2 separate regions of the Homo sapiens genome follow, and region 2 is linked to region 1. A link is a contact called in ENCODE Hi-C or POLR2A ChIA-PET data. All regions are on one chromosome and are shown on one strand. Each heading gives the region's core, a stretch centred on a gene start or an enhancer-like site at or near the end of the contact. The rest is flanking DNA. Distances are from core to core; before and after follow the strand shown.

Region 1 (4,890 bases), core at 836-3,335:
GAACCATAAAAAATCTTCACTCCAGACACAAAGATGTCTTTCTCTCGAAGGGAGACATAACCATTTGTCATCAAATCCTGAGCTGCTTTTGGAACAGATTTTTCCTGTAAGTTCCTGCCCTTGAAGACAAATAATTACACAAAATCCATCAAGCCTAAATCGTTTCCCAACTTCAGCAGGGATGAAAGGTAGCACAGATACTGACACACTTTATTTTTCTCTTAATCTGACACACCTGTATTTTTCTCTTAAATCTTTCTGGTTGTATTCCTCAAATATTAGCCCCTTGGTATAATAAGGTCCTTTAATAGGCAGGACCCACATTTTTAAGGCTCATGATTTCCATTCCCTCCAAGAAAAAACTTTACATACTTTTATCCTATAAGGTATTTTAGTAGAATAATAGTAGGAACTTATTTTCTGATCCTTAATTAATGGAAAGAGAGGACTACTGACCCTTAAAGGTATAAAACAAATTTGTTTTTCATATAAAAGGTTCACTTTTCATTACAAAAATCTTCCTGTATCTTAAAAATGAGACACACCTATCAAAGAAAAAGTAAGTAACTTAATCCAAGATAACTTAGTCTCCAAAAACTTAGAGAAGAAATTTATTTTAGGCATTTCATTAAAATGTCTAAAGACCAAACACAAAAGTAATTAAAGGTTCCTTTTAGTGTTTAAATCCTCTATAAAATCTGATGCCTAAATACTCTATTAAAAAAAATAACTCCACTTACCTGCATCTCGATGACAATCTGGACACAAATCCAAAGGCTAATGCTAACAGCAAAGCCCAGATAAATGTAAAACCTGTTTATCCATAATGATATTAAAGGTGAGGAGAGGTCCCATGTATCCGCAGAAGGATCTAAATTTAAAATGACACACACAGATAATTTCATTTAAAGCTACATATACAAAGATATCCTTCCCGATTTTAAGAAGAAAATAAAACCAACCTTACATTCAACAACCCAGCTAAGAAATCTAATTTAAAAATCAACTGTTGGCCGGGCACAGTGGCTCATGCCTGTAATCCCAGCACTTTGGGTGGCTGAGGCGGGCAGATCACCTGAGGTCAGGAGTTCGAGACCAGCCTGGCCAACATGGTGAAACCCCGCCTCTACTAAAAATACAAAAATTAGCCGGGCATGGTGGCGCGCGCCTGTAATCCCAGCTACTCGGGAGGCTGAGGCAGGAGAACTGCTTGCACCTGGGAGGCAGAGGTTGCAGTGAGCCAAGATTGCGCCACCGCACTCCAGCCTGGGCGACAGAGCAAGGCTCCATCTCGTGGGGGGGGCGGGGGAATCAACTGTAATAAAAATAACACACTATGTAGTAACGTAATAAAATTATCATACTGTTAACACTAACTCAAAGAAAAAACAGAATATAAAACTGTATCTTCACTTCGAAATGAGCATTTAGAAGCAAGAGAAGGAACATAAAGTAAAAATACTTCATGTGAAATTAAGTTAATTGTTTTGTTGTGCTTGCTCCATAAAAAAAGCTTAAGTAGTAAAAGTATTCTTTTTACTAACTGTACTTTCAAAGGCTCACGGTTAAACTTGTAAAAGATTCTCAAGTAACTGACCTTACGTCTCATTTTTTTTTTTAAGAGAGATATGGAAGGACCTGGCTTCAAACGTTCAACCTGGCAGCAATTTCAAAAGTCGAAGCCTGAAATTTAGGCTTTACAGGTGCAAAAGTCCTAATACACGTGGGTAAAGTGGGAGGGGTAGTTTTCTGTCTAACCCCCTAGCCTCAAAAGGCAAAAGCCAGGTCAAAAGTAGGGATCGGTCCTCCTTGCTCTCAGCGGCGGCTAGCCGGTGCTGTCAAGTGCAACAGTCTCCGAAGGAAGGGGACCGAGGACGCCACTCCGCCCGGAGAGGGTCTCAGTAAAACGTTTACCTCCCCTGCCGCCCCAGGGTCCTTGCCCGCCGAGTGCCCTTACCCATCCTCCTCAGAGCCGACAGGAGACTAGGATCTCGGACCTGGAGAGCCCAAAGGTTCGCACTGGTACTGCGAGACGCACCGAGCTACCTCGCGGCGTTAGCGCCGTACCGAGTGGCTGCAGAACTGTGGGCAGCTACGACGCTGCCAGGCCCGTCCTGATTGGTTCAGAGGACGAAGAGGTGGGCCCAGAGGAAAGCCCGGAGCTCCGGGAAAGGAAGCCAGTGCCCGGTGCGCTCTCGGCCCTGCTCCGATTGGCTCAGAGGGGAAAGGGGGCGTGTCCAGAAATAAGCACCGCCCGGAGTTCCGGGCGATGAGGGCGGAGCGCTTCCGCCTCCGTTTGGATTGGCTCAGACTGGGAAAAGGCGGGTCCAGAGAGAAATGATTGGCATGGGAAAATTAAAAGAGGAAAGGAGTGGGGAGCGGGGGAAATGCTATGTGGGCCTGTTTGGATCTTAATTGAAATAAACCGACTGTAGAAAGGCATTATTTTTGGGAAACCCCGAGGGTAAACCCCGAGGATGACTTAATATCATCTAATAGATGATATTAAGGAATTGTAGTTAATCTCGTCGCGTGTATCTGTTAAGGGCTATAGGCTGAAGTATTTAATGCTGAAACCATATGATGCTTTCTTTAAAATACCCCCAACCGGCCGGGCGCTGTGACTCAAACCTGTAATCCCAGCACTTTGGGAAGCCGAAGCGGGAGGATCGCTTGAGCCCAGGAGTTCGAGACCAGCCTGAGCAACATAGTGAGACCTCGTCTGTACAAAAAATTTTTTTAATTATTTATTTAATTAAATTAGCTTGGCGTGGCCGCTCACACCTGTAGTCCCAGCTACTTGGGAAGCTAACGCTGGAAGATCGCTCGAACCCAGGAGGTCGAAGCTGCAGTGGGGCCATGACCCTGCCACTGCACTCCAGCCTGGGTGACAGAGTGAGACTGACTTTAAAAAAAAAAAGTAAATAAAAAAGCAACAAAAAAAATGAAAAAAGAATAAAACAAGGATGGCAAAATGTTGATAGCGCGGTGATGGGTACATGGAAGGTTCATTACACTTTTTTGTCTACATTTTATGTTAAAATATTTCTATTATAAAAGGGTGAGTAAATAAAAATATTTATCATAAAATAATTCCATTATAAAAAAATTTCTATTATAAAGTGGGTCTGGCCCTTGAATTCCGCGGAACGAGGTGGTGCCAACGCTGTGTTTCAACCCGGTCACTAAACATCCGCGAGCATCCTGTCAGAGCTCTCAGCTCATTGGCGAAAGTAAAACGCCAAGGAAAAGCACCTCCCTTTTTGGGCGTGGAAAGATGGCGGTAAAAGCCACAATGCGCAGGCGTCATCGCTCACTTCTCCCCTCCCGGCTTCTGCTCCACCTGACGCCTGCGCAGTAAGTAAGCCTGCCAGACACGCTGTGGCGGCTGCCTGAAGCTAGTGAGTCGCGGCGCCGCGCACTTGTGGTTGGGTCAGTGCCGCGCGCCGCTCGGTCGTTACCGCGAGGCGCTGGTGGCCTTCAGGCTGGACGGCGCGGGTCAGCCCTGGTTTGCCGGCTTCTGGGTCTTTGAACAGCCGCGATGTCGATCTTCACCCCCACCAACCAGATCCGCCTAACCAATGTGGCCGTGGTACGGATGAAGCGCGCCAGGAAGCGCTTCGAAATCGCCTGCTACAAAAACAAGGTCGTCGGCTGGCGGAGCGGCTTGTGAGTAGCCCCCTCCCTCGGGCCTGGGCCTGGGCCTGAGCCGTCACCTCCGAGGCGGCCTGTCTCTGCCCAAGTCGAGTGAATGGGCCAGGCTGGGGTGTTTGTTGGCCCGGGAGGAAATGGAACATTCCTGCTGTGAGCATGAGACGTCGCTGTCCGAGCTTGGCGCCTAAGCCAAGGGTTTCTTTATTTGGTTGGTTCCGATTGGGTTGTTGGTTTGGGGTTTTGTTTTGTTGGTGTCATAAAAGCTGCAGCCAAGAAATCTCATAATTGTGGTCCTTTTCCTAGAATAATGATGGCTGAGAACCTAGTGTTCCGAATACTGTCATAGATCTCAGTAGCCCTAGCAGTTTAAAGTGCGTAGTGTCTTCACTGCTGCCATCTAGGGACTGGCATTCCGTGGCAGCAGCTGTCTGCACCCCACCCTTGTGTTTCTTACGTCCTCCCATGACATTTTTCTCCAGTGAGCAAATGGTAGGGCAAATACAGTTCTGAGTTTTGAAAATGTTCCCTCAGGCCGATGCGGGCAGATCACTTGAGGCCAGGAGTTCGAGGCCAGCCTGGCCAACATGAAACACCATCTCTACTAAAAATACAAAATTAGCCGGGTGTGGTGGCGCATGCCTGTAATCCCAGCTACTCAGGAGGCTGAGGCAGGAGAATCACTTGAACCCGGGAGGCGGACGTTGCAGTGAGCCGAGATCGCGCCATTGCACTCCAGCCTGGGCAAAAACAGTGAAATTCCATCTAAGGGCGGGGGGGGAAGAAAACTGCCCTCTACACTAAAGGTCATCAGGGGGATTTGTTGTGTCTTGCCGTTCATGTTGTTGCCATCTCGTATTTAAATGTAAATGCATGTCCAAGTTTCAAGTATATTCACATAGGACTTTCTCTCCTGCCCTCACAAGGGAAAAAGACCTTGATGAAGTTCTGCAGACCCACTCAGTGTTTGTAAATGTTTCCTAAGGTCAGGTTGCCAAGAAGGAAGATCTCATCAGTGCGTTTGGAACAGATGACCAAACTGAAATCTGTAAGCAGGCGGGTAACAGCTGCAGCATAGCTAACCCTAATAACCATTTATAACGTATTTGTAGATATATTAAACATTAAAGGCTGTTTTTCTGGAGGAAAGACTAACCAAGCAATAATGTGAACTGCACAATATCACTTCTAATAATAAAGAACTTGGTGGTTTTGTTTTTTTGTGTTTTTTTTTTTTGC
Region 2 (4,890 bases), core at 730-3,229, 2.2 Mb after region 1:
ATCTCTCTCACTAAGCTGTTGTGAAGACTAAACGAGTTAATATAGCTAAAGCCCTTATAGGGAATAGTACCCATCTCAAGGTAAGAGCTATATTTTGAGCCTAGGCAACAAAGTGACAACCTGTCTCTATGAAAAAATCAAAATTTAAGCTTGGTCCCAGCTACATGGGAGGCTGAAGCAGGAGGATCACTTGAATCCAGGAGGTCGAGGCTGCAGTGACCCATGATCACGCCACTGTACTCCAGCCTGGGCAACAGAGCCAGATCAAAAAAAAAAAACAAACCTATATTTTGTACTCTATTTTGTATTTTAAATTTATACATATACATATACATATACATATATATATATATATATATATATATATATGGAGAGAGAGAGAGACAGAGAGATGAGTTCTCACTGTGTTACCCAGGCTGGTCTCAAACTCTTGAACTCAAATGATCCTCCTGCCTTGGCCTCCCAAAGTGCTGAAATTACAGGCATGAGCTACCGCACCTGGCCTATATTGTATGCTTTTTGTTGTTGTTGTTTAGTTTTTGTTATTGCTTTTGTTATTATATTTTCTATTTCTTATTGCTGTTAGCAGTAGTATAAGGCAGATGAGAAAGTGTGGCTTCTAAAGGTTGAGTAACTTGACTGCATGCTTTTCACTGACACTACACCGTTACGTACTCAGGCTATTACCATGAAAAGGAAAACTCAGTACTACAGCTACTGTGAATTTAACACAGTGACAACCCCAAGGTCTTTGTTGGGTGTTTTAACTACACTCTCATCAATCCTCCCTTCACTGACCCGATGAGAAAACCGGGGCTTCCAGTGAGGTTGGATATAGACCAAAGATGGTTTGATTTTAAAATCAATCCTCTTTCAGCCAGGCACAGTGGCTCACGCCTGTAATCCCAGCACTTTGGGAGGCCAAGGCGGGCGGATCGCTTGAGTTCAGTTCAAGACCAGTCTAGCAAACATGGCGAAACCCCATCTCTACTAAAAATACAAAAATTTGCCGGGCTAGGTGGCAGGACGATCTCTTGAGCCCAGGAGGTCGAGGCTGCAGTGAGCTATGATGACACCACTGCACTCCAGCCTGAGCGACAGAGCGAGACCCTGTCTCTAAAAAATAAATTAAAACAAAAAAATCCCCTTTCTGAGTTGTTCATTGAAACACCTCAGCTGGTATACATTTTCAATGGACTTTTGAATTTTGCTTTCCTAACATCAGAACTCCTGCAGTCACGCTGGCCTGAGTGAGAATTCCACCGCATATAAACAGCTAGCAGCGGTGGGGCCTCGGGCCTCAACCTCTCTGGGCCTCCCCTTCCTTCCCTGTAATTGGGAATAACTGTCGACTCACTGGGTGCTAAGCGAATGACACGACCCGGCACAACATCTGGCACTGCCACCCAATAAATGTTGATGGCCACCCCTAACGCCTTCCCCTCCTGGGCTTGCAGCCAGCTCGAGGGTCGTCCTGCCGGAAGTCTGTCCACCCAGAGGAGCCAACTTCTTGAAGAGAGCCGAACAGGTCGAGGGAGGCCGGGAGCGCGGAAGAGAGAGAAGGAGAGAAGGAGGAAGCCGCGGCCTGCACCTTTTGGTCCAGCTCCAGGCGATAGGGCACGGGCTGGATCCTGCGGCGCGGTCGGGCGCCGGCGCGGGGCCCGGGCCCGGAGCTGGGCACCACAAAGGAAGGCACGCCCAGCGCCCCCGAGAAGCTGAAGCCCCACACGAAGACGCGATCGGCGCGGGCAGCGCGCTCGCCCACGTACTGGACCACGGGCACCTCCGCCTCGGCTTCTGCCGCTTCGCGCCGGCTCCGGGAGCGCCCGGCCGCCGTCCAGTGCCCTCGCCCCAGCCCCGGCCCGCTCAGCCGCCGCCCCAGCCGAGCCCCAGCCACCAACGCCACCAGCGCCATCCTCCGTTCCGCGCCTCAGCAGCCTCTGGGCGCCGCCATCTTGCGTGACCCTTAACACCAGTCCTCGCCGGAAGAGGCTACGGCCACTTTTACTCCTGGTTGAAGGCAAAGGCGCTGACGGCAGCCCAAGGCTCAGGGAGGCGTGGCGTGGCGATGGTGAGGGGCGGGGTTAGGGGCGGGATTAGGATTCTTGTCCCTTAGCGAAACTGCGTGTCCTGTTTTGCTCCCTTGCTATTGCCCCGCGACATTTCTTACCTGGCCTTGCTGCAGCCGTCTCCGCTCCGGTCTGCTCCCACGCCGCCCCAGGCCGTCCTCCAGCGACAGCGAGCTGGAGTGGACGATTCCCTGCTGCCTTCGCATCCCCTGCCCAGGTCCCCTCAAACCTATCGACAGGCTCACTGCAACCTCCCCCTCCTGGGTTCAAGTGACTCTCGTGTCTCAGCCTCCCGAGTAGCTGGGACCACAGGCGTACGCCACCACGCCCGGCTAATTTTTGTATTTTTAGTAGAGACAGGGTTTCACGATGTTGGCCAGGTTGGTTTTGAACTCCTGACCTCCAGTGATCCACCCACCTCGGCCTCCCAAAGTGCTGGGATTACAGGCATAAGCCACCGCCCCCAGCCTGTGCAGGCCTGTTTTATGGAAGATGACTGGGGAAAACCCACTAATAAAATGTGGTGACCACAAGACTGCTCATGGAAAGCCTCTTACTACAGGGAGTAAAATTCATGAAGGCACTGAAACCACCAGTCTCCCGGGCTATGAAATGTATTCTCTGCGGCGGACCCAGTCTTCCAGCACTTTGGAAGACAAAGGTGGGAGAATCACTTGAGAGTTCGAGACCAGCCTGGGCAAATAGTGGGACCCTTTCTCTACAAAAAAATTTAAAAATTAGCTCGGCGTGATGGTGTGCACCTGTGGTGCCAGCTACTTAGGAGACTGAGGCAGGTGGATGGCTTAAGCCCAGGAGTTCGAGGCTGCAGTGAGCCATGATTGCACCACTGCACTCCAGCCAGGACAGCAGAGTGAGACCCTGTCTCTGAAAAAAAAAAAAATTAAATTAAATGTAAATATAAAAGTAAAAATAAATGTGTCTATGGACCCGCCTGGTAGTAAGTTCCCTGCCACCATTTGGGATAGATAAACTTAGCCATTCACATCGGTCCCCTTACCCTGTCTCGACCCAGCCAGTATTCAATCAGAACACACACTGTTTGCCACATGGAATTGTAGATGCTAGTGCCACCTTCAAAGATGTAAAAGATTCAGAGGGGTGGTGATTCCTATCCAATGGGTAGCTCCCCATTGAGTTCACCTGTTTGGCTCCTAAAAAAACTGATGGATTGGCCAGGCATAGTGGCTCACACCTGTAATCCCAGCATTTTGGGAGGGCAAGGCAGGCACATCACGAGGTCAAGAGATGGAGACCATCCTGGCCAACATAGTAAAACCCCATTTCTACTGAAAATACAAAAATTAGCTGGGCGTGGTGGAACGCACTGTAGTCTCAGCTACTTGGGAGGCTGAGGCAGGAGAATAGCTTGAACCCGGGAGGCGGAGGTTGCAGTGAGCCGAGATCGCACCACTGCACTCCAGCCTGGCGACAGAGCGAGGCTCCGTCTCAAAAAATAAAAAAAGATGGACTGTGGTAGGGGACAGGGGACCACCATACATTTAGGCAAGTGCATGGTCCAACTCATAGCTGCTGTGTCAAGCGTGCCGTCTGTTTTTTTGTTCGTTTGTTTGTTTTTTGAGACAGAGTCTCAGTCTATCACCCAGGCTTGAGTACGGTGACATGATCTCGACTCACTGCAACCTCCGCCTCCTGGGTTCAAGCAATTCTCCTGCCTCAGCCTCCCAAGTAGTTGGGATTACAGGCGTGCACAACCACACCCGGTTAATTTTTTGTATTTTTAGTAGAGACGGAATTTCACCATGGTGGCCATGACTGGTCCCCAACTCCTGACCTCAGGTGATCTGCCCGCCTCCACCTCCCAAAGTGCTGAGATTACAGGCCTGAGCCACCGCGCCCAGCCATGGCATCTGTTTTACCAGAAGAGATCAACACACCCTCTGAAACATGATACAGGACACTGATCTGGTGAGTGGGTTCTTTTCAATCCCTAACAGAAAAGAGGACCAAAAACAGTTTGCCTCTGCGTGAAGGAAAGCATTACTCATGAACTCTCCCACTGTCTCACTCCCGACACCACCCACATTAAGTATCTGTTACAAGACCTTGTCTCCAGCCGGGCGCGGTGGCTCATGCCTGTAATCCCAGCACTTTGGAAGGCTGAGGTGGGCGGATCACGAGGTCAGAAGTTTGAGACCAGTCTGGCCAACATAGTGAAACCCTGTCTCTACTAGAAATATGCAAAAAATTAGCTGGGTGTGGTGGTGTGTGCCTGTAATCCCAGCTACTCAGGAGGCTGAGGCAGGAAAATCATGTGAAACCGGGAGGCGGAGGTTGCAGTGAGCCGAGATCGTGCCCCTGCACTCCAGCCTGGGCGACAGAACGAGACTCCATCTCAAAACAAAAAAACAAAAAAAACTTATCTCCGTCTCTATTCCTTTATTCCTTATCTCTGTCTTTATTCCTTTATTTTTTATTTTTTTGAGACGGAGTTTCACTTTTGTTGCCCAGGCTGGAGTACAGTGGCGTGACCTCAGCTCACTGCATCCTCCACCTCCTGGCTCAAGCGATTCTCCTGCCTCAGCCTCCTGAGTAGCTGGAATTACAGGCGCCCACCACCACGCCCGGCTAATTTTGTTTTGTATTTTTAGTAGAGACGGGGCTCCACCCTATTGGCCAGGCTGGTCTCGAACTCCTGAACTCAGGTGATCCACCCGCCTCGGCCTCCCAAAGTGCTGGGATTACAGGCATGAGCCACCGTGCCCGGCCTATTTATTCATTTATTTACTCATTTTTTAGAGACAGAATTTGGCTGCACTTGAGTTGATAAATCTGAGACATA

The links. A loop is a pair of places that touch in the nucleus more often than their neighbours do. ChIA-PET counts read pairs that join two places held with the same protein, here RNA polymerase II (POLR2A). Pooled maps may share reads with other maps.
Region 2: a loop to region 1 is called in a map of naive thymus-derived CD4-positive, alpha-beta T cell, with 21 times the contacts of the local background. The contact joins the promoter of RCC1L here to the promoter of TYW1B in region 1. A Hi-C loop is called at or near these places in 1 of 168 maps with a recorded cell type or tissue (naive thymus-derived CD4-positive, alpha-beta T cell), 4 of 37 single-sample maps with no recorded cell type and 7 of 50 pooled maps. POLR2A ChIA-PET finds 5 or more read pairs at or near these places in 1 of 52 experiments (GM10248).

The regions. Positions count from the first base shown.
Region 1 is chr7:72,826,115-72,831,004 of GRCh38, forward strand. It overlaps TYW1B (tRNA-yW synthesizing protein 1 homolog B), which reads right to left and starts at 2,086. Exons shown (of 14, transcript NM_001145440.3): 1 at 1,958-2,086; 2 at 741-871. The coding sequence starts at 1,961. It also overlaps the pseudogene SBDSP1. RefSeq lists a silencer at 1,996-2,255 and enhancers at 2,056-2,350, 2,586-2,635.
Region 2 is chr7:75,071,823-75,076,712 of GRCh38, forward strand. It overlaps RCC1L (RCC1 like), which reads right to left and starts at 1,980. Exons shown (of 11, transcript NM_030798.5): 1 at 1,592-1,980. The coding sequence starts at 1,915. RefSeq lists a silencer at 1,666-1,885.